2 separate regions of the Mus musculus genome follow, and region 2 is linked to region 1. Evidence: chromatin loops called from intact Hi-C (ENCODE). Cell type or tissue: gastrocnemius. All regions are shown on one strand. Links, peaks and the distances in the headings refer to the core of each region. The heading gives the core; the rest is flanking DNA.

What was found. Peaks named below come from ENCODE experiments on the same cell type or tissue, not always from the same donor. Only the 100,000 strongest peaks of a DNase experiment are listed, where the experiment ranks them.
Region 2: a loop joins it to region 1, with 4 times the contacts of the local background. A loop is called at or near these places in 1 of 42 quality-filtered maps.

Annotation. Positions count from the first base shown.
Region 1 is chr5:92,782,078-92,787,453 of GRCm38, reverse strand. All of the region lies in intron 2 of Shroom3 (shroom family member 3), which reads right to left. Among named protein-coding and RNA genes, the nearest start is that of Mir1961, 3.8 kb to the left of the region's middle. In gastrocnemius, for the core only: no CTCF peak of the experiment used is centred there; no DNase peak of the experiment used is centred there.
Region 2 is chr5:92,854,377-92,859,752 of GRCm38, reverse strand. All of the region lies in intron 2 of Shroom3 (shroom family member 3), which reads right to left. Among named protein-coding and RNA genes, the nearest start is that of Mir1961, 69 kb to the right of the region's middle. In gastrocnemius, for the core only: no CTCF peak of the experiment used is centred there; DNase peaks (open chromatin) are centred at 2,409, 3,127 and 3,305; H3K4me3 peaks cover 1,556 bases; H3K27ac peaks cover 1,823 bases.

The DNA.
Region 1 (5,376 bases), core at 55-5,054:
TGGGATACCGATTGCTTATTATAATGAAAGATTTCCATATTCATGACCTATGTCCCAGCACTTCTGTACGGAAGACATCATTGCTTTGCTTTACTCCTCTATTGTAAGGAGAAACGTACAGAGGTTACATTTATATCCAGAACCCAGCAGTGCTGAAATTGGAATCTATCTCTGAAGTCTTCCTCACACCGTTGATATTTTCACCCCGATACCTGGTACCTCCTTGTTATACTATCTGGTCTGCAGACCTCTGTTTATGAGACAAGAGGTCCTGAATCTCAACTTCAACTTTTCTTACTTTTAAAATAAGGAGGTTTTAGCTAGGTATGGAGGCACATTCGGGAAGCAGGCAGATCTCTGTGAGTTCAAGGCCAGCCTGATCTACACAGTGAGTTCCAGGACAGTCAGGGCTCTGTAGAAAGGCAACAAGAAAGGAGTTTTATTTCAGTTTCTTCCTTTGATGAACTCTTAAAGTGCGAACTCTGCAAAGTGCTTTAAATGATCGGTTTTGTTAATGGAATGGATCTGAACTCTCCTCCCAGCTCTCTGAAGGCTGGGTCCCAGTGCTTGGTCCATTCAGGAGGGGTGTTTGGGAAGTGACTGTAGCTGGTTTCATCCATGTGTGGATCCATAGTCAGGTATTTGGAGGTGATGGACCGGTTGGGAGGTGGGACCAAGTCAGAGGAAATCAGTGATGGCTGAGAAGGGAACCTTCTGGGCTGTTTTAATTACTGTTTCTCTTTTGAGCTTTCTCTCCCTCTCCATCCCTCTCCTCACGGCCATGAGAGGGACCCCACCATCCCTTCTCCTCCATGATGCTGGGGCATGGTGGGGAATCAACTGACCTTAGCCTGAAAGTCTAAAACCACGAGCAAAATTACTCTCTCCTCCTTTAAGCTAGTTTCCTCGGGCCTTTCATCACAGCCATGAGAAGCTAGCACACTGTTAATCACAGCAAGTTGCTTTGAGAGGGTCAAGTGCATTTTCAGGGAATGGAATCGGGTAGGTGGGGAAGAGGAGACAGCCCTGTGAAGGATGTGGGGAGGGCTACAGTCTAAGAAATTATTTTCTCCCATAGACTATAACCATGAGCTGGCAAAGAAACAGGTTTGACCAACCCTTCTTTATTAATAGTTAATAGAGTTAATTCTGTATCCATTAAGCTGGACTTCAACAGCAGAGCGATCATTATAAGACATTTATTTCAAGACCATTGACTTGCAAATCTTGGGCGAGCTGCAATGTCAAAACTCGATCTAGAAATAAAAGGTCAAAGGGATCGGACACATGGAGGTAACAAATGTTTGAGCCAGTCATTCCGACCCAATAACGTCATCCTGCTCTTTATATGAAGAAGCGATTTCCCTAGCCCTCAGAAATGTGGGATGGTCCCTCCGGGAGCCTGTGGGCCTCAGGGCTGCAGCAAACTCCGTCTCCTTTTTATAAGGAAGGACAGAGCAGCTGCTGGAGCCACTTGGTTTGATGTCAGGGGCTGATGTTGGAATTTAAGTCAGCTGAGTGTCCTGAGCTCCCCTTCGGGAAATTCAAGGTCAGAAGCAAATGTCCTCTTCGTTTACAAAACTGTCCTGGATGAACTAAAAATTAGGGTTGTGGGCTAGAGAGATGGCTCAGTGGTTAAGAACACTGACTGCTCTTCTGAAGGTCCTGAGTTAAATTCCAAGCAACCACATGGTGGCTCACAACCATCTGTACAGCTATAGTATACTCATATACATAAAATAAATAAATAAAATCTTATCGTATCTTTGGAGGTAGTCCCTTAGTTTGTATTTTGAGATAGCCTGGTCTGGCCTGAATTTGCTACATAGATCTGGCTGGTCTTGAACTCTGCCTTAGCCTCTGCTTGCCAAGGGCTGGGATTGAAGGGGTGTGCCAGCCCCATTGTCCAGAACTCACAAGACTGAGAGGGACACTTGCACCTTACTACACCAAGCAAACCAAGCGTGGCTTCACTCCCCTTCCGGAACTGGACAGTCAGAGAGCACTGACTGAAGCATATGGTCACAGTCTTCAAATACAATGCAGCCTTACAGGTCGGAGGTACAGATCACACTCTTAGTTCTCAGCACCCACACTGGGTGGCTCACAACTACCTGTAACTCAGCAACAGAGGGTCTGATGCCCTCTTCTGGCCTCTTGCATAATGAACATGAACAACCACAACCACAACCACAAACACACACATACACACACACACATACACACATACACATAAATATAATACCATATAAAGCAAATGATAAAAAGAAATCTTTTGTTTTAAAAATATCTATTATTGTTATTACTGTTTCTTTGAAACAATGTCTCTCTCTCTCTATGTGGTTTTGGCTGTCCTGAACCCTGAACATATATATAGACCAGGCTGGCTGCAAACTCACAGAGATCCACCTCCATCTGCTTCCAGAGTGTTGGGCTTAAAGGCATGTGCCACCACACCTGGCAAGCCTTATTTATTTTTTTGTGTATGTATGCTCTGTTACATGTATTTCTGTGCATCGCATGCATGCTTGGTGCCTGAGGCGATCAGAAGAGGGTGTTGGAGTCCCTAGGATTGCAGTTACAGACAGCCGTGACCTGTCATATGGATGCTGGGACACCAACCCAGATCCCATGGAAGAGCAGCCAGTGCTCTTAACCACTGAGTCACTTCTTTAGACCTATTTCTTTTAAAAAGCCTCTTGCATCATATACAGTCATCAATTAAATCTGAAGATCTGTTCCTCTTATCTACCAGTTTCCTTCTGAAGGTCACCTGGCCCTCAGACAAATATTTTACACATGTCTGCCAAATGAAGTGTGTGTTGATTTCAGACAGGATTTGGAGTGTTGGGTCTCACGGTGTGTCTTACTCAAATTAACACTCTTTGTATGGGCTTTGGATCTTCGCATTCCATAAAGGTTTCCCCAGCTGGGAGATGTTTACGTTCCTCTTGCCAGGCCCTTTTTAGCTTATCATATCACCCCCATCACCCTCATTATCCACCACCAGCTTAGACTGTGGCCCACGCGCAGCCCAGCTTTCTCTGTCCCTGAAGGCTCTGCACTGCCCTTTTGCTCCCAAGAAAGGCTAAGCTCCGCCCTCTTCATGGGTCAGCAGAAATCCCAAGATCTCTGACCCTTGGCTCACTGGGGGCTTTGCATGTCTCTTGTCAATTGCAGCCTTTTAAGAGGGTGCTTCTACTTTGGCCTGTTCTCAGTCACCCTGAAACTCACATAAACACTGTCACTCTTGGCATTTTTATGTGGACACCATACAGGTGTTACTCTTAGCCACACAGAATAACTTTAAAGGAGGTAGGTAGAAGTGCCAGCAGGCACATAAACTTTGACTATACAAGTTATTGGTCCTCCATAGACAGCCACTATCAGTTACATTTCTAGAAAATCATGTAACACTATTATTATTATGATGATTATTATTATTAGTAGCAGCAGTAGCAGTAGTAGTAGCAGTGGTAGTACTGGGATTGCTTATGAAGGAAAGCAAGCTAATGAATTAACACAAATCATTTCGTCAAAATGGAAAGGAACAAAATCTCAGGCTGAGGCCAGGATATGACAGCTGAACATCAGAATACGAAAGCAGCGGAGTCCAGCGTAGGGGCTTGCAGTGGGTCTGGAAGTATAAGAGGAAAATGCCCTTCCATGTCTCTTGCAGCTTGCCAGTGAGAGAGGTGAGGCAGGCTCCTTTGCCTCTAGCACGGAGAGTTTACCCTAAACATGGACACAAAATGGACAAGCTAGGGTGCACTCAACAGACAGACACCCCAGAGACAAAAAGTTTCCCACACCAGCGGGCAGGGAGAGCAAGACTGCCTGTAACCTTATCGATTTCATTACCATATCTAAAGAAAGAATGTGTCAGTCAGAAAGGGGATCTGGTGGTGAGGATTGAAACTGGAAAGGGGGACTTAGGCAGTGTGATTCCCTGGGGCTCAGAGGGTCTTGATGTCCAATGGGCAGGTAGAGCATCTGGCCTTCAGAATAGATGCCACCACACACATCAGCTCCCGCAGGCAGAGGTGACACACTTCCCCTTTAGTATTCCTGAAGAGATGAAGTATATTGATTCCCATCCATTTAGAAGTGTCCATCTTAAAATGAATTAGCACACGGCCATGGTGGTTAATGCCCAGTTGCTTCTGGGTTTATATAATGTGACTTTACACTCCTAAATCCCACAAGTGCTGAGATGTCCAGCACTAACTTTAGGCCTATAAGCAGATCACAGGCCCCCAAACCATAATCAATCCATCGAGGGAAGGAAACGGGGGCTTCTGGGTAAGCAGGCAGCCGCATATGTGACAGTACAATAGTCCCTCGTGACTCTCTAGCCCAGTTGAGAACAAACAGGGCGGACGACTGCCCACATTCTATGCACATTATTAACTTTATCCATCACAGTCAGTATAATGTCCTTTTGAGGAAGGGAATATCACTTCTGTTTTATTGAATAAATGAGGTGAGTGAGGCTTAGAGGGTCCCATAATCAGTCAGCAGCAAGGCTGGAGTTTAACCCTTCATGCCAAGTCAAACCCAATTGGCAATGATTCTGCTAGAAATAACTCACATGCCATGTCATGATTTGACGGCACCTCTAGAGCCCCGTAGGCTGCCAATGTGGAAGCTTTCCCTTTCAGCCACCAATGCTAGAGTCCTGCCAGACACATCAGGAGTGTGGATTCCATGAACACCCTTCCTTGGCACCGCTGTTCTCAAGCTTCATACAAAGGTGACTTAAACCTTCAACTCTTTTCTAGAAGGGAGGAATGGACCCCATTGTTCTAAGCCTTTCTCCCCATCTGAAAACTCAGCCCCCATGTCTGAAATGGCGGTGTGCTTCACTTAAACCCTTGTTTTAAACTTGATATATTTACTTATGTACTTAATGTGCTGGCGGTCGGGCATGCACAGCACAACGTGCAGGAGACCCTGAGGATCATCTGTAGAAGTCTATTGTCTACTTCATCATGGAGGCTGGTAGGTCCTAGAGATTGAAGGCAGGTTGTCAATCTCTGTTGCACCTTTACCCACTGAGCCATCTCATTGGCACTTAGATCTCGACCTAGCCCCCAACATTAGTGACTTATAACTAATTAAAGTTGTATAGCAGTGGTGTTGGGGATGTAGCTCTGGAGTAGAGCACACTCTTAACATGAGTGAAAATTAGACTCAACTCTTCAGCACTCTCTACTAAGAAACTGTAGATAGTCAAGATGGGTGATGTAATTTGATATTTGTATGCATTATGTAATGACCAATCAAAATTAATCAAATTAATCAGTGCACACACTACCGAACACTATTGTGTGTGTATGTGTGTGTGTGTGTGTGTGTGTGTGTGTGCTGGGTGCA
Region 2 (5,376 bases), core at 246-5,245, 72 kb before region 1:
AATGTGTGTGAGTGTGTATGTGTGTGTGTGAGTATGCATGAATGTGTGTGAGAGAATGTGTGTGTGTATGAGTGTATGTATGAGAATGTGTGAATGTATGTATAATTGTGTATGTGTGAGTGTGTGTGTATGAGAGTGTGTATGTGAGTGTGTGAGTGTATATGTGTGTATGTGAGTGTGTGTGTGTGTGTGTGTGTGTGTGTGTGTGTGTGTGTGTATGTGTGAGACCATGAATAAGTCTTTGGGAATTCAGAAATTAAAAGGCAAAGCTCAAGCTGGCTATAGCTTGCCTACACATGTAAGACCCTGGGTTTGATTCCCAGTCCTAGTGTTAATGACAGGAAGACGCTGGAGACATAGCTCAGAGGGACAGTTCCTTAGAGAATTTAAGGTTTTATCCCTAGCACCACAAAGAAAGAAATGGCAGAAAGCTGATTAACAACCAGACTTGGTGGTCTGTGTACAATCTTAGTATCTGAGAGCAGGTGTAGGAGGATTGCTGAGTTTTAGCTTAAGGCCAGGCTGGTCTACAAAACAAGTTCTACGTCATCAGTCAGCGCTTCATGGCAAGACCTTATCTGAAACTTGACTTATAAAAAGTAAAGTCAAAAAAGAACACACTAGGTGAGAACACACTAGGTGAGAACACACTAGGTGAGAACACACTAGGTGAGAACACACTAGGTGAGAACACACTAGGTGAGGGAGAGGAAGAATACTTGCTAGGCCATGGTTGGCCACGTGTTCTGTTAGAGAAGGACAAAGTACGCGGGTGGCTCAGAGATGAAAACAATTACAAAAAAGCAAATGGACCAGCACTGAAGGCACAGAGGGCTCGCTCGGTTCATTTTTCCTTCCCCAGCCAAGTCCACCCTTCCTCTGGCTGATCAAAAACACAGAACTGAATCTCAAATATGTTGAGATCCTGTCCTACTTAGGCTCTCAAAATGACCGGCTCTGACCGGTTTTCCCTCCCCAGCACTGGCCTCTCCCTGGAGTATATTTCCACCTTCCTTTCTACCTAATTCACCTCTACCTGCCTATTTGTTTAAAATGTGAACCAACTGGTCAGGTACAGTAATCTAATTCTGCATTTGGTTGGAGGCCAATGCATTGAGAGTGTTCAATAAATAATGGCACCTGGTGTGCCTTTCCTAGGTTCTGCTGCTTGCTGCCTGGGATGAAGCTGGGATCTTAGGAGGCAAGCCCAAGAGACTAGGGATGAAGGGTGGTAAAGCCACAGAGTGAGTGGAGGCAGATTTGCTCTGACTGCCTGGCCCAGAAATTATACACCTGCTGTTGGTCTGCTTGGGTAAGGCCTGCAACATGCACAGGCTTTTCCCATGAGTTGGCAAAGGTGTGCCTTCTTCCTGACAGATTTTTCCCTGATTCCATCTGGGTAAAAGTGCATGAAGGCTTCCTCCCTATGGGCACAGAGTGTTCACTTGACATCATTAAGGAAATTCTTCTTCCTGTGAGTGGGCGGTCCTGGGAGGAGCAAGACAGGCGTCTCCTGGGCTGTGTGGGCTACCCCAAGGGAGGAAGAAAAGGGAGAAGTTCTTTAAGATAAAGTCTCATGGACAGTGAACACTCATCAGGACAGAACACCGACCATTCTATCCATCTACCATACTGTGCCCAGTGAGGACCCAAAGATAAATGCCACAGAGAGCTCATGGGAGATACTCAATAGATATTTATTCAGTCAGTGACTTAAGTTCACGCTTTAGCTTTCATCGACAATCTTTTCCTATGGAGGAGGCTCTATATTATCTGACATACTTTATGCCATCATTGAAGGAAACATGACAGCCTCAATAAGAAAAGTATCCCAACGTGTTCCTCCATTGCTGGATGTGGACCCCAAATTCTTTTTCCTTCTTCCCCATTCACATATTCACATACACATGGAACACTCTGGGTTTTTATTTTCACGTTTTCATTCCTCTGGGCCTCTGGATGGGGGAACACTGGGCAGTTGTGAGCTAGCTAGCCTATGGCTTATCCCTGCTATTCTGCTGTATTTTGTCAGACAGGAAGAGGCTGGCCACAAGTCCAGGGCTTAGGCTCCAGTTCTAGCTGACCGCTGGCTCTGGGGTGGCTTGGATATCCTGCTTTTATAACCCATTCTCTAGCTGTAGAGTGGTCATGGTGCCGACTGGCTCACACACGGGGTAGAGGCTAGTGAGCTCACAGAGAGAGTGACACACCCTAGGATAACATAATACTACGAGGAGAAACTCTGATTTTCCCCCCTGGTCCTTCCACCATCCTCACAGTTTCTGGCATTTCTGCCACTGTGGTTTTGGCACATTGCTTTTAGAGGTCCGAATAGTAAGCATGGCTCGTCTCCTCAAACACACATTTGCTTTAGAACGGAGCTGGCACAGACAGTAACTCTGGTTGCAGCAGGTGCCCAGTGGAACACAGCCAGCAGCGAATGGGAATCATCTGGGAGAAGCACAACAGAGGTAGGGTTTCTGGAAGTGTCTGTCACTCAGCGTGGATTCAGCTAAGCTATGCGTTTGAAAAGAATTCTACTGCTAAACAAGAAATAGGTCCTTGTGCCTAAAGAAAAAGTCTTTTCAGATTACAGCCACAGATAAAGGTCATAAGAAAAATCGAAAAATCACACACACACACAGACACATACGTGCCAATGAATTATTGCCCCCCCCCCATTTGAATACATAAATCAAATTCCTTGAGTGCCAACCGTGGGGCTCCCAGTAGAAGAAAATTCCCCTTTATAGGTCAACTGATGAAGAAGTCAACAATGTAACACAAGAGAACAGCTAAAACCCAAAGCAGACACAACTGTCCCAACAAACGGGCATCATGACACCAGCTCCTAAAACAACACCGCACATAGCCAAAATCTATTACCGGCGATTTTCAAACATGAGAAAGGACACACAGACGTTGTTTCCTTAAAAATATAAACTTCCAGAAATAAGATTCCTTTAGAAAAAAAAAAAGGCCATCACACCTAACATTAGCCCAAAGGTGACTCAAAGGTACACTCAGTTTCATACGGTGTGCCAAGCCAGCACTTTCCGTCTGCCCGCCAGAGGAAGCGAGGAGGCGAGTGTTGGCCCTTTCCCAGTGCCCTCTCAAGGATACTGGCTAGCCAGGAAACTGAGCCCACGAAGCCCCCACTTACAGCTTCTGTTGCCTTCTTGAGTTTTGGGTCCCAAATCTGGGAAGCACGAGAGCCAGGCAGCCCTTGCTCCTCACCATGTCTGGAACTTGGCAGTGGCAAGCTCGGTATGAAAGACCATCCGAGGGAAAAGGAAGAGGCGCTTACTCACCTTCCAAGCAGCGCAGAGCTGGCACCGGTTATAAAAACAACACAACTCCCCCGGGGAGGCAGGCGCGCCTCCCAGCCACCTTGCCTCATCTCCAATTTGGAGCTGCAGAGCTGGCTGGCTGGCTTGGGGGGGAGGGGGGAATGGCCAGCAGGCAGACAGCAGGCCAGAGACCCCCATGAATACCTCAGAGAGAGTCATTTCAAGTGGGCTTGGACACCAGGGCCTGTTTCCTGCAGAAAAGTGAGTTTCTCCAGGGATTGTAAGGTACTCAGTAAAGGGCTATCGATAGACTATTAGGGGTTGCTTAGACTGGTCCTCTGTAAATGCGTCCAGCTGCGTGTGATGGGGAGGTGGGGTGATGGGGAGGTGGGGAGGTGAGGAGGTGGGGAGGGGGTGCCAGCCACAGGAGGGAGTGCTTAAGATTGTTTCTGGGACTCACCTCCATGATCTGACTGCCCAAGGATCCTGCTTGCCAAAAGCCTATGGATAATGGGATTCTCTCTTCCTCCCCACATCTTTTAAACATTAAAAAAAAAACTTTGCTATTATTATTATTATTGTTGTTGCTGTTGTGGTGGTAGTGGCGGTCGTCTTGATATGATGCATGTGCCACAGTCACACATGGGAAGGTCAGAGGACAACTTTCTTTTTTTTTTTTTTTTTTTTTTTTTATAAATTTCGAGATGTTCTTTTTTTTTTTTTTTTTTTTATTTATTTATTATATGTAAGTACACTGTAGCTGTCTTCAGACACTCCAGAAGAGGGCATCAGATCTCATTACGGGTGGTTGTGAGCCACCATGTGGTTGCTGGGATTTGAACTTCGGACCTTCGGAAGAGCAGTCGGGTGCTCTTACCCACTGAGCCATCTCACCAGCCCGAGGACAACTTTCAAGACTAACTTTCCTCCTTCCATTGTGAGACAGAGGGATCAAACTCAGGTCATCAGATATGCATAGTAAGCACACTTTACCCCCACGGCCACTTCCCTAGGTTCCATTTAACATCTTTTGCAAATATAGACATATAACAGCAAACTATTTACTTCCGAATATTTTTATATATTTAGGGTTGTTTAAAAACTGAAGATGCATAGAAGCAGAGAGCCAAGGTGGCCCGTGTTGCCTCTGCCCACAGGCTGGGCCCAAGCTAACCTCTTCCTTCCAGCAGACATTCTCATACGCCACCAGCTGCTGCTCCACCTTACCCCAATTCCACCAAGGGTTGGGTGGTGGTGTCTACTTCCCCTGGGCCATCCAGATGCCATTCATCGCAGAGATTCATAGTCATGAAATGCTGCCAGACCTGACCTCATGACCTGGGAGGGAAAGACACTCCAAGGAGAGGCTCTGAGCCCAGACTCTCACACCCTTCCTCCCTTTCAGGGCATTCTCCCAGGCTTCGGTTCCTAATGCCTAGACTTAATGCCAGGGTGTTACCCCAGTGCAGTCCAGTGAGCCGTGCTGACCCCAAAACTCCCGAAGCCTGGTTTCCCTCTGACAAGCATACACAATTTTTCATGTTCTGTAAAATGTTTTTCCCCTATAAGACTGGCCTCAAACTCACTAAGTACCGAAGGATGACCTTGGAGTTCTGCCCCTCCTGCTTCCACCTGTAAGTGCTAAGATTCCAGGAGTGTGCCACCATGCTCAGCTTCTGTACTGCAGAGGGTTAGACCCAGGGGCTCATGGAGTCAGGCAAGCCTTCTTCCAACTGCTACGTCCTCACCTTACGTCTGTAGAGCTTTCTAACTTGATGGTTTGTTTCTCCATGAGCAAGGCTGTCACTGCCAACTGGAACCAGAAACTGGGAGGTCCCTTACCAGTCTCTAGGGATCCCAAGCATATGTCTTCTCAGAAAATTGTCAGAGAGACCGTGGATGTGGCCTGGTGGCAGAGTAATTGCCTTGCATGTATGAACTTCAAAAAACTCCACCTTCAGGGGAGCTATTGCCTTCTTCCGGTAATCCACAGGCACAGCACAACACATTTCCCAAACACACACATTTCCTGAACACACACATATGCACGAATAAAATTAAAATACACCTTTATTCAGTCAATAGA